Linked DNA regions of Homo sapiens: region 1 is linked to region 2. The links are chromatin contacts, found by Hi-C or POLR2A ChIA-PET in ENCODE. All regions are on one chromosome and are shown on one strand. The core of a region is the stretch at or near the end of the contact, and the rest is flanking DNA. Distances in the headings are between cores, read along the strand shown.

The links. A loop is a pair of places that touch in the nucleus more often than their neighbours do. ChIA-PET counts read pairs that join two places held with the same protein, here RNA polymerase II (POLR2A). Pooled maps may share reads with other maps.
Region 1: a loop to region 2 is called in a map of PC-9, with 8 times the contacts of the local background. The contact joins two enhancer-like sites. A Hi-C loop is called at or near these places in 6 of 168 maps with a recorded cell type or tissue (Calu3, K562, PC-3 and 3 more), 6 of 37 single-sample maps with no recorded cell type and 15 of 50 pooled maps. POLR2A ChIA-PET finds 5 or more read pairs at or near these places in 2 of 52 experiments (Panc1 and activated naive CD4-positive, alpha-beta T cell).

The regions. Positions count from the first base shown.
Region 1 is chr6:150,488,741-150,491,985 of GRCh38, forward strand. No RefSeq gene overlaps it. Among named protein-coding and RNA genes, the nearest start is that of PLEKHG1, 110 kb to the right of the region's middle. Within about 2 kb of position 1,996, at least 4 of the 41 ENCODE cell types and tissues checked have a DNase peak (open chromatin) inside an H3K27ac peak, as active enhancers do; they include PC-3 and PC-9, where a contact is called at or near this core.
Region 2 is chr6:150,417,495-150,420,961 of GRCh38, forward strand. No RefSeq gene overlaps it. Among named protein-coding and RNA genes, the nearest start is that of IYD, 50 kb to the left of the region's middle. RefSeq lists enhancers at 1,338-1,906, 1,599-1,893, 1,907-2,473. Within about 2 kb of position 1,722, at least 28 of the 41 ENCODE cell types and tissues checked have a DNase peak (open chromatin) inside an H3K27ac peak, as active enhancers do; they include PC-3 and PC-9, where a contact is called at or near this core.

The DNA of each region.
Region 1 (3,245 bases), core at 746-3,245, 72 kb after region 2:
GTCAATAAAATAATGTAGGAGAAAGAGCACCTCGAGAGACTTTTTCAGCGTGTATTCCTTGGTTCGTTTTCTTCCAAAGCTCTACAAAAGTACGGAATTCTGAGCCTTGCCCTGGAATCGGTAAATTAGAATTCAAGAAAGGGGATTTGGACATCTACATAGTTCTAAACTGTTTTATTGAGTAGCTCATAGTTTACATGGTCTGAAAATCCATGTGTAAAGTATATATACAGCAAAGCATTTAGACAGCATCCTTAAGGTCCTGTCCCCAGTCACCCTCTTCTCCCTTATCCCCTACATTGCTCATTATTTTTTGTTTTTCATGCAAATTCACATAAATATTAATATATATTTTTCCTTGTTTGTTGCAAAAGTATCTATGTATATATATATATATATATATATATATATATATATATATATATACACAACCTGCTATTTAATTTTTTTCATTTAACACTATTTCCTAAAGATCTCTTCATGTTAGTAGTATATAGGTAAATATTCCCATTGCCTTTTTTATACTACACAAAATTCTTTTGTGTGGATCTATAATGGTTTAATTACGTATATCTTACTGCTTTACACTTGGGTTATTTCCTATTCCTTTGCTATTACAAACAATGAGACAAGAAATGATTGCAGCCGGGCGCAGTGGCTCACGCCTGTAATCCCAGCACTTTGGGAGGCCGAGACGGGTGAATCACGAGATCAGGAGATCGAGACCATCCTGGCTAACATGGTGAAACCCCGTCTCTACTAAAAATATTTTAAAAAAAATTAGCTGGGTGTGGTGGCATGTGCCTGTAGTCCCAGCTATTTGGGAGGCTGAGGCAGGAGAATGGTGTGAACCTGGGAGGCGGAGCTTGCAGTGAGCCAAGATCACGCCACTGCACTCCAGCCTGGGTGACAGAGCGTGACTCCGTCTCAAAAAAAAAAAAAAAAAAAAGAAATGATTGTCTGCATGTGTCATTTATTATACGTACAGGTGTATCTCTAGTATAGATGATCAGATGTGGGTTTCTGGATCAGAGGGTAAACGCACCTATAATTGTGTTGGGTATTGCCAGATGCCTCTCCTCAGGGACAAAGCCAACCATGCATAAGAGTGTTGATTTCCACCATAGCATTACCAACAGAAAATATCAGATGTTTTGCTGATTTGACAGGTTAGAAATATTGTCTTGCTATAGTTTTAATTTGTGCTTCTTTTATTATAAGTGAGGTTAGCATCTTTTCAAGTTTAAGAACAGATAAGCTACATTTTTAATAGAATCCTTGGGTGATTTTTATATACATAACTCTCTAAAGCTTCTGGCCTAAAGCTAAAGAATTTGAAGGAAAAAAGGGTGCCATGAATGCTGATGCTGAGAAGCAGATTCCTGTCCAGCCTCCCTCTGAAGATGGTTAACAGCCCCTCTAGGAACCATTTCCCACTGAGCACAAGTTCTCCTGGGACTTTATACCCAGAGAGTTCACCTCACTCCACCCCCAGCAGCTGGACCAGCGGGTTTTGAGATAGGTTTTGTAAACCGTAGCCCATGACCCACTTCCAGGCTAAATAAGGTGTCAGGAGACACTGAGGATTCTGGGAGAGGCAGGCTTGCTTTGGAGCATCAGCCCTCATGTTCTGTTTTCCCCTGACTTCAAGGGTCATAGCCTGTGCACTTCCCCTACCACGCAAGCCTTGAGGAGGGGCTTCACTGGCCATTTGGAAGGCTTTCCATAAGTCGCTGGAGTTTGATGGGCATAAGAAATGCTATTTAATTCACACCTGAAAAGCCTCCTGTGTGACACCGCAGCTGAAGTGCAGAGGTGTGGCTGTTTCAGGTCCATATGTTCTAGGGCGACCCACCACCCTGGTTTGCCAGGACTGAAAGGTTTCCTGGGAAGTGAGACTTTCTGTGCTAAAACCAGGACGGTCCTGGAAAAACCAGCATAGTTGGTCACCGAGAGTGAGACAAAGGTACCTTTTTCCAAGGAGCAGGACATGAACTGTGGGGACATTGTCTAGCCATGAGTCATCTTTAAGGAGCTCCTATGCTAAAGGAGCACCTGGGAGGGGAGGGATCCCACAGAGGAGTGCACACAAAAATCCCAGGCCTGTGTGGGGCCACGGCAGCTGGCCGGAGAAGCACTGTCTGTGCAAGGAACTGCAGTCAGAGGTCCTTGGAGGGATCTTTTGGGAAACCCCAAAAGCTCCTCACTGAAGACGAGCTTGCACTTGCACATCTGCCAGAAGTCTCCGATGGCAGGTTACACCTGTACCAGCTAAGGATTGTGCCCTTTTTCTCCAGTTCCCTGTATGGACACTGGGATGTCCTGAGGCAGGATGAAGGGTTGGTGCCCTGCCGCTAGGACTGCCGCCTGCAGACAGCCCTCAGCTATCAGCTCCCAGAGGCCATGCTGCCTTCCTGGGGAGGCCAGCAGCCATTGGCCAACAGATGTGGGAGAACAAAGGCCTGGGCCCCTTGCCAAATGGGGACATCTCTGAAGGGTCATCCCAACTTCAAAACTCTCTGGGGTCAGCTGAGGCTCCATCGAGACTATATGGCAGCTCAGAGTTCCTTCCTCCCTTCCCCTCCCCAGGTGGTGTGGCCAGGTTTCAGTCCAGAGGCAGGCAGAGCAACTGGTCCAGAGTGAGTTCACTGGGGTCCAGAGGTTTTGGCTGACATCATGCTGAATTCAGCTCATTCAATGTACCACTTACAGTAGCTCCACGACTCTTTCACTATCCCCAAGATGGGTAAAATAGTGCAATATCCGCACCTTATTTTACAAAACCTTCAACGAGAAAAAAAAAGATTCAAACTCTTTGAGATAAAGGTAGTCAAATGTCTAACCACAAGTCAGGATGTGGGGATTTTATCTGAGTCACTTAACCCAGTTAGTCATTAACCCAGTTTGCCAAGCGAGCTTAAACTATCTCCTTAATAGAAATAATATGGACCCTGTGCTAGCCCTGGGCAAATGTGAATACTTGAGCTCTAACCTAGGCTTCTCCTGAACCTTTGAAGACCCCAAGACACATTTGGTCAGGGGACATAAGTGATGTTTGAAAAAGTCCTTCACATGTTTAGTTGAGGTCATGTCACTAATGGCTCCAGAACAGAGACCTCAGCCTGGTTTCTTCCTGGATGTGGAAGGTTGCAGCCCCCTGCCCCCTCCCCACGTTCTCAGCAGGTGTTCCTGCATTGCTCTATTTCAGGAGTTTAGGAAGCCTAAGAAATACGTGTGTATCCAGC
Region 2 (3,467 bases), core at 472-2,971:
CTTCCCTGGAGATCTGGAGGCTGTTTTCTAATTTTTCTTCCCTGAGTTTCTTGTGGCTCTCGTACTGTGATTGCCATTGAGGTCCCCGCAGTTGAGAATGTGAGTGGCTCAGCAGGGAACTGCACAGAACTGGGGATACTTGCGAGCTGGGAACAACCTTAGGTGGGCACTGGTGGCCTCCAGAACGCAGATGAGAGAGCAGGGGATTCCAGGTAGAGGAAGAGAGATCACAAGCTGGTGTGGCTGGGCTCCAACTTTAAAGCTAAAATGATCAAAGATCCCCAAAATTTCAGAGCAAGAAATATGGGGAAGTCAACGTTATTGTGTGAATAACATCAGCCTTTGGTTGGTTGATGGATGGCTATTGAGTTTGGGGGTTCTTCTGTGATCTTATTAGTTGCTACAGATATTCTCAGTATCTCTTAGCACCTTGTAAACAGAGGAAAGAGAAGCCTGCATCTCCTCTCCTCAGCAGATAAACATCTGGGGACAGTGACAAAGCCCACAGACCCTGATGGTGTCTTTGATATACAGCCACAATACGCATTTTGACACCGAGTAGATGCTTTTAGATGATGAAATCAGTGGTTTGAATTGAGGCATTTGTGTGAAGTTCATGAGCTTTCATGCCATGATTGGCTTAAGTAATTCAGAACTAGCTGCGTGTGGGTGCCGTGGAAATACTCTTTCAATCTCTTTCTTATTGGGCCATTTTTGTGCAAAAGAAATTGCTGTTTTAATGGCAAAACCAGCAATTACTTTTGCACCTACCCAAGAGTTCATGGGATATTCAAAGCAATTTTCCGAACTGTATCCTCCAACTCGAGGCAGTTACTGTGAAACCACTAGATGGCACAGTCATGCTAGATGTAATCAAGACTTCAGCAGAAATGAAAAAGTGAGTCTTGCTAGATTACTTCATCAGATACTTAAGCTGTAGTTTACTTCCCCTCTCCAAAATTTTTCTACGTGTTAGTAATTTATGTCTTCCAGATCGTGTAAATACAGATGTGTTAGACTTAGTCATCTAAATCAATTGTTCAGTGACTACAGCCAAACTATAAAAAATGATTACTTCTCTTTGTTTTCAGTTCAAGTATTTTTACTATTCCTTTGCCACACATTTATTTTTCATACAGTTACATCAGCGCCCTGGGTCCCTTTTCTTTTGTACACATAGTGATAGAGAGGGAAATTACTCATCTCCAACGTCCTGGAAATTGTTTTCCAGCGCATAAATTTCCTAGCCCTCTGAAAGATGTCAATCATTTTCTTTAGCAGGGCATTAGGGAACTCCAGCTTTCCGAAAGATGTTAGGAAAGAAATGTCATGTCCGAAGACACAAAGTAAATGATTACTTTCTTCACCCAGCTTTATTTGTCATTTGTCTTAAAAAAAAAAATAGGAGAAGTGTTTTATTCACAGTCAGAGGCTAGGGCAGCAAGACAAGGCACGTTAGTGAGGCTGTAAATACCACTGTGTCCACGTTCACTTAACACAACGCCATCTCCCAGCGCAGCCCCAGCCCCTCTGCACCCCCCGCCCCACTGCACCCCTTAATGCCAGAAACACTCAGGCCCCCCGAAAGTTTAGTAGGGCTGCATTTAGAACAAGTCCAGAGCCAACAAAGGAAAATAGTGGAAGACACTTAGGAGGGAGAAGAGAGAAATGAAATTTATTTAGCCCGAGGTCCCCACGCCATGAATGTGGCCAGCAGGGGGCTTCTCGTGCGGACGCTCAAAGCCGGAAGAGCCAGCAGGCACGGAAGCCCTCGTGGGAGCCGGGAGTTCCATGGCGAGGCCCCCCGCTGCTGCCCCAAGAAACGCTTGGGTTTGAGATCTCAGGAAACACGGAGAGCCCCCACTGCGATGGTGACGGCCCTGGAGTGGGTGGTGCTAAGGAAAGGGCAGCACACCCTTGAGGGCGGGAAGTGAATGGGGTGAGAGTTGGCACTGCTGGCCATGTTTTCCTCCATTTCCTTATGGGACTCAGTTTCCTCAAAGGAAGAACCAAAATGAATAAAGTCTGATATGGTTTGGCTGTGTCCCCACCCAAATCTCACCTTGAATTGTAGCTCCCATAATTCCCACATGCAGTGGGAGGGACCCCCTAGGAGGTAATTGAATTGGGAGGGTGGGCCTTTTCCGTGCTATTCTTGTGATAGTGAGTAAGTCTTATGAGATCTGATGGTTTTATGAAGGGCAGTTCCCCTCCACACGCTCTCTTGCCTGCCTCCATGTAAGATGTGTCTTGGTTCCTCTTCGTCCTCTGCCATGATTGTGAGGCCTCCCCAGCCACATGGAACTGTGAGTCAATTAAACTTCTTTCCTTTATAAATTACGCAGCCTTGGGTATGTCTTTATTAGCAGCCTGAGAACAGACTAATACAGAATCTAGTTTTTTATACAAAGAGATTGAGAAACAGCCCTTGATTGTGCTGACAAGATTTTAGGAGCTGTTTATAAGCGCCCTACTGAGGACTCTGGAGATGATCCTTCATTCTAGAATTATAAGGTTAAAGTTGTTTGTTTGTTTTTTCTACTTGCCTAGTCCTTGGTGTATATAAAGAATCTTGTGGTACTTTGGTATTTATTAAGAGATAGAGAGTCTTTAATTTTTGAATACATTGGATCAATTTTTATATAGTATTGCATTTTTTATAACCCTTATTTACTTTTTATTTTTAAACCCCACCGTCTTCTCTATTCTCTTGACCCAGATGTCATGTAATAAGTTATGACATTATACATTTTCACCTTAGAGCTATGTTCTGGGGCTTGGCGCTCCTATTATTTAAAAAATGGTATCTTCTATGAGAAAACATGAATATTAAAGTAGACATGAATTTAGTTTTGTATAATTAAATTGAATCCCAGGATGGCAAAGATTTAAATATGATTTATACTTGGCATTAGTAGCAGCAAGTAATACTTGCTGCAGTAACAAAAAACCATTTCAGTGGCTTTGTACAATGAAGGTTTATTTCTCACTCTCATCACCATTCAACAGAGAGAGAGCCCTGCTCCATACATTCATTCAGGGATCCAGGCTCTTTCAAACTGGTTGCTCTGTCATCTTCTAGTACCATGGTTCCCTCTACCAATGCTTTGCATCCTATCAACAGGTGACAAAAGAGAGGGCAAATGGATAAATCACATTCCACTCAACCGCCTCAGTCTGAAGATGACATACATAATTTCTGCTTACATCCCATTCATAAGAACTAGTCCCAAGGACCTATCTCAAGAAGAAGAGAACATGGATATTGTTGCAAAGTATTCTGATATCTACCATACACACACGTTAAATCAAGTTTAGCCTAAAGCTGCCTCCTTACATATTCTAAATTTAGCCTAAAGGTTTCTCCCTATATGGTGAGCTATACATTAAATGGAGGTATAAACAGACTGTAACCTATTTCTGTGACAATCATTGAGTTTTGGCCAATCAAAGGGGGCCAACTGTTC